2 separate regions of the Homo sapiens genome follow, and region 2 is linked to region 1. The links are chromatin loops, found by intact Hi-C in ENCODE. Cell type or tissue: HCT116. All regions are shown on one strand. Links, peaks and the distances in the headings refer to the core of each region. The heading gives the core; the rest is flanking DNA.

Evidence for each region. A loop is a pair of places that touch in the nucleus more often than their neighbours do. Peaks named below come from ENCODE experiments on the same cell type or tissue, not always from the same donor. Only the 100,000 strongest peaks of a DNase experiment are listed, where the experiment ranks them.
Region 2: it touches region 1 in a loop (8-fold over the local background); 16 of 110 quality-filtered maps call a loop at or near these places.

What each region holds. Positions count from the first base shown.
Region 1 is chr7:107,878,329-107,881,248 of GRCh38, reverse strand. No RefSeq gene overlaps it. Among named protein-coding and RNA genes, the nearest start is that of DLD, 11 kb to the left of the region's middle. In HCT116, for the core only: a CTCF peak has its summit at 1,691 (motif pointing right); DNase peaks (open chromatin) are centred at 288, 708 and 1,688; H3K4me3 peaks cover 783 bases; H3K27ac peaks cover 754 bases.
Region 2 is chr7:106,791,897-106,794,816 of GRCh38, reverse strand. The region is part of intron 1 of LINC02577 (long intergenic non-protein coding RNA 2577); the gene reads right to left. Among named protein-coding and RNA genes, the nearest start is that of LINC02577, 18 kb to the right of the region's middle. In HCT116, for the core only: a CTCF peak has its summit at 1,605 (motif pointing left); a DNase peak (open chromatin) is centred at 1,576.

The sequences.
Region 1 (2,920 bases), core at 256-2,755:
CGGGTTCACGCCATTCTCCTGCCTCAGCCTCCTGAGTAGCTGGGACTACAGGAGCCCGCCACGCCTGGCTAATCTTTTTATTTTTAGTAGAGACGAGGTTTCACCATGTTAGCCAGGATGGTCTCGATCTCCTTACCTCGTGATCCGCCCGCCTCGGCCTCCCAAAGTGCTAGGATTACAGGAGTGAGCCACCGCGCCCGGCCGAGAGTAAATCTTAAGTGTTCTTCACACACACACACGCGCACACACACACACACCGGTACTGGTCCTTGGCCTGTTAGGAACTGGGCGGCACACAGGAAGTGAGTGGAGGGCGAGTGAACGTTACTGCCTGAGCTCTGCCTCCTGTCACATCAGCCAAGGCATTAGATTCTCATAGGAGCGTGAACCCTACTGTGAACTGCGCATGCGAGGGATCTAGGTTGCCTGTTCCTTATGAGAATCTAGCTAAATGCCTGATAATCTGAGGTAGAAGTTTCATCCCGAAACCATCCCCCTTTTCTACGAAACCAGTCCCTGGTGCTGAAAAGTTTGGGCGGGGGGGACCGCTGCTTTATGGGAACTCCCATTCCATGTTTGAGGAATCCACTACAGTTTGAGACCAGACTCCATTAGCAAGCCCAACTGGCCACCCCTGGCTCTCCCGGCCTCTAGCAGCTAGAGCAGGCACGGAACCTAAGCTCTGCCAATCAGATGTATTCACCAGGACCCGAATCAAAATGGGCGGCACAAAGAAACCATGACAACTTAGAATGCACCCTACTGGCAGCAGCAGTGACTCTAGTGTCACTGGCCAGTGGTGGCAAGGTAGTGTCCTACTCATACCCTTCCTGTGGAAAATCTCAGCCGGGGCCATTTAGCTTTCTGCCAATTTGCCAAGCTCATTTCTCAAAACTTCATGTTAATTCTGTTGCTATTGGATAGCCTGCCAATAAGTTCCTTTTCTGCATAAGCGAACAAGAGATTTTTCTCAGGCTATTTGCAACCCAGAATTCTGACTGGTACACTACCATTTATTGAAAAGCCACCACATACCAGACACTTTAAGTGAAGTATTATTAGAAGTCTCATTTTCCTATTTTTTATTAGAAAGTCCTATTTTATTATTAGAATTATTAGTCCTATTTTATTATTAGAAGTCTCATTTGCCTATTTTATAGGCAAGGAAACAGAAGCCCAGAGAATTTAAATAGCATATCTAAGGTCACGTAGCCAGAAGTCCACTTAATCTGCCCCAATCTTTCCTCAGTTATATACTACATCACCAGACACAGTACTAATTGGCAGAGAATAGTGTCCCTGACTCTTCCTTTTTACTACCTCATATTCTTATTGTGGAAGACTTCATCCCTGGCATTCCCCTGTCCTGATTATGTAACCCAGGTTTCCTGGAATTGAATTCTCCCCTTCATTATGGAAAAAATCAGCCCAAATGGATTTCAGAGTTATTGCCATACAACTCACAGCTCTGGGTTTTGTTTAGGGAATAACTGTAATTCACTTCCTAATCATCTTTTTCCTGAGAAATTTCATTTTCTTAGATGGTGCTTAAACAACAACAAAATTGTGTCAAAATGCTAATCTAATTAATTGTGGTTGATTGAGTAGATAATAATGAGTCATAGTGTTAACAGTATCTAAGTGAGCAGAGTTTTAGAATCAAAAGGCACCAGCACCTTCTGCCCAGAAGAGGGCAACGTTCTCTCATTATGCTATCTGCAAAAGCTGGGAACTCCAAAAAGGAAATGTATATACTGTGGTAGGAACCGAAGGATTTACCATTAACGCTTCAAAATGATTCTAAATACAAAGTTATTAGGCCATGATGTGCCATACTCAATAATCAACAATTACCAAGTGTTTGTTGAGTGTTTGTTGGATATAAAATATTGCACAGGACACTGAAGGAAACACAAAAAAGTTATCAGCACATCTCCCTGATTTTATAAAGCTCATGATTTAGTTGAGGATATCAGGCATCTATGCAAGCAGTAAAGAAATATCGGCCAGGCATGGTGGCTCACATCTGTAATCCCAGCACTTTGGGAGGCCAAGGCGGGTGGATCACGATGTCAGGGGTTCAAGACCAGCCTGACCAACATGGTGAAACCCCATCTCTATTAAAAATACAAAAATTAGCTGGGCATGGTGGCATGCACCTGTAATCCCACCTACTCAGGAGGCTGAGGTAGGAGAATCGCTTGAACCCAGGAAGCAGAGGTTGCAGTGAACCAAGATCATGCCACTGCACTCCAGTGTGGGTGACAGAGCAAGACTTGGTCTCAAAAAAAAAAAAAAAAGAAAAGAAAAGAAAAGAAATATCAGACAACATGCCATCCTGGGCTGGATTTCCGTTCACACACGCCCCTTTCCACCTTTCTCCTCAAACCAGCAGTAGACATATGACTCACTCCTTTGCCTCCTTGAAGTCCTTATTCAAAAGTTACTTTCTCAGTGAAATCTGTCCTTACCACTCTAATGAAAATCGCAACACAACCCATTTCTGCCCTGCACTGTCATTCTCCTTGACCTGGCTTTTTTTTTTCCACAGCATTTATCATCTTCTAACATTCTATATAATTACTTTGTTGTGTTTGTTTTATAACATTTTCTCCTGCCAGTAGAATCTAAGCTACACAAGTACTAAGATTTCCATCTGTTTTGTTCAGATACATCCCCGGAGCCTGGAACAATGCCTTGCATGTAATAGGGACTCAAAAAAAATTGTTCAATGAATGAAAGTCAGTAGGAAAGATAAGTGCTGCAGGAATTTGGAGGTGGGGAGATGGTAAGTAAGGGGCCAGGGACCTGGGGGATGTCTTTGTGCAAGACGTAATTACTGAAATTGGATTTTGAAAGGTGGGTAGGATTTTGATAGAGGGAGATGAAAAGTCAGGGAGAATGTGACTCCTGAGGCCTA
Region 2 (2,920 bases), core at 103-2,602, 1.1 Mb after region 1:
GATGAAATGTCTCTTTGGATGAGAGCCTGGTATTCATTTCCCCAGGAAGTCTGGGGTCTGGGCTCACCACTCCACAACCCCCAGCCCTGCCCCACCCTCCAACTCTATCAAAGACTACCACTGCCTCCCTTCTGGCCTTCTCCCAGCATGGTGTAGCAGAGATCATGATTAACTGGAACAAAGTAAGACACAGGCATGGCATAATGAACGTGGTGATGCCAGATGCCCCTCCTAGGAAGGACTTGTTCTAGCTCTGGGAGTGCTGTCAGCAGACAGTTGTCAGGTACCAACCCTTCAGGTCCACCTCAGTTGCAGAGAGCTGCCTTCCCCAAGGCCATTCCCTCCTGTGAGGCCCATATCCAGTGACTGATGGAGACAGGTGTAGAAAAGCCTGGCTCTTTGGCCCAGTGCTGGCCAATCCTTCCACCCTCCCCTTCTCTCCATAGGTACTAATCCTAAGGGCACTTCCTAGCAAACACCTACAACCTGAGTTCCCAGAGAACCCACCTTGCTAAACATGAGTTTGAATTTCATCTTAATGGCTCCTGAGGCCTGTGGCTTTGGGGAGACAATCACTTATTTTTTGTAAGGCTTAATGTCTTCATCCAATAAATGGGAATAATAGTAACTTCATAGGATTATTGTGTATGCGGAGTAATCCCTCATAAATATTAGATATCATAATCTTGGGCAAGTTTATGGCTTCTGGGAGCCTTGGATCCTTTATGCAAAAATGAGAACAATACTACTTACATCTCAGGATTTTGGTTAGACTTGTATGACATAATGTATGTCTTGTTACATGCGCAATAGATAAGAGCCCCCGCCCCCCACCATTTTCCCTTTAAAATACCCACGGAACCTTTATATAGTGAATTAAAAAAATAAGTTGTGTTTATTTTCTTTTTCTGTATTGCTTGCCCTTCATCAGTGTATAGGACATTTGTATTTGGAGGAGAAAAACTGAATGCAGAACAGAAAGGCAGGAGCTAGGGTGGAACCCTGGATTTGTGGCTCTGTTCTCTTTCGTCACAGCTCAATGGCCAGCTCCTCCGGGAAGCTCACCCTGACTAACTCAGTGCATTCTGCAAATTATTCATGCAACCATTGATGACCATCTCTTTTTCCTTGATTCACTTTTTTAGTTCTTATAATAATATATTTTCATGAATTACAGGATTTCTATGTTCTTATTGTAAGCCTCTGAGAAGCAGAGACGGTGTCTGTTTTTTAAGAGAGTATGCCTGGTGGAATACTACCATTTTCCCTGGGAGTGTTCATTTGTTACTGTGCTAGTTACCAGCAACGAACTCTTCCAACAGTGCTGAGTCCTCCTGCAGCCCCGAGATGCTCCAGGAATTCCCGCTGAATTGACAAGAAATCTGAGAGCCAGATGGGGCCTTCTGAGGCCCCCCAGTCCAACTCTGATCATCTTACCTTTCTGGAAACTTATTTTTGGTCATCTCCTTCCCTCATTTAAAGGCTCATGTGAAAATTTTTGCAAACCCATCTTTATTGTATCTTCTGTATTTTATAATTTGATAACTCTCAATTTTTAAAAAAGCTTGGTCAGTTCTAGGAACATTGTCTTACACTGACACCTGCTGGGCAGGTGGAAAAATAACAGGTACCTGTAACACTAGTGTCTTTTAGGACTAGAAGCAGAGAAACTCCATTCATCTTTCTTTAATAAGCATCTTTCTTACAACTATCCTAATTTTAAGCTTTCCTTTCCCTCTTCTCCCACTAAACCTAAAGTCTGGATTTTATATTTCTTGATGACTCTATTGCTAAAAGCCTATAGCACCATTAAACAACATCATTTCATAGATAACACTTAATGCTTAATGATGAACAATAATCCCGCTCATTACCTGTGACCTTGGTTCTGCAAGCACTATACCTCCAAACAACTGAGCTGTCGAGTGGGCCCCATGAAAAGTAGGTGGCCATTTTTAACCCTGGATTCACCCAGTTGGCCGGAACTGTGAGGCCATCTGATCTGGATCAGAGTGTCTCGGTGATGGAAGGAAGAGTCATTCAGTGTGAATGTCAGAGTTCTTATTTTGAAAGTTTTTCCAGGGATCACGACCCCAGTAAAAATTTATTTAAGTGTTTCATCATCCTAATGAGACTTTGTTATAAACCATGTCTCTCTCTCTCTGCTTTTATTTAAACACTTTTTTTTTCTGTCCAAACAAATTCCAGCTCTAATAGTCCTTTTATTCCAGGAAAGGATGGACAAACAAGTAAATAAAGTATATGATTTGTCAAATGATCATAAATGCTAAGTTTTACAAAAGGGCAGGAAGGAAGATAAGGATTGCGTGTGTGTGTTTGGGGAGGTGGTTGCTTACTGCTTATAGAGCCGTGTGGGGGATAAGGGCTGACCCAGGAGCCTTGGGTTTCTTGTGGTGACATAAACAAGGTTAGAAAGTATGCCGAGGCTGAGGCAGGAGGATCACTTGAGCCCAGGAGGTGGAGGTTGCAGTGAGCCAAGATCGTGCTATTACATTCCAGCCTGGGTGACAGAGACTCTGTTTCAAAACCAAAAAAAAAGTATGCTGAGGTTTAGAAAAGACTAATCAATATCCTATTTATTATAAAAACTTTATGATATTTTAATTTATTATCATAAAAACTTTACCAGATATACCAGTAGGCTATATTCTAATTATCCCCCTTACCAATCCCTTTCACTGTACTTTTTTGGGGTTTATTTAATAACTTAATCATTAAAAGTACTTTCTAGTTGGGTCCATACTTTTTTCCTGCAAGTGTTGATTTAGAGAGGAAGACAGGACCCAGGGTCTGAGCCTGTGGCATTTGTTAGCACTGCATGGGAACTAATTGATCCTCGGGGTCATCTGGAACTTGGAGAAGGAGGCACTGAAGAATTCAGTCGGGGTCACAGAGGAAG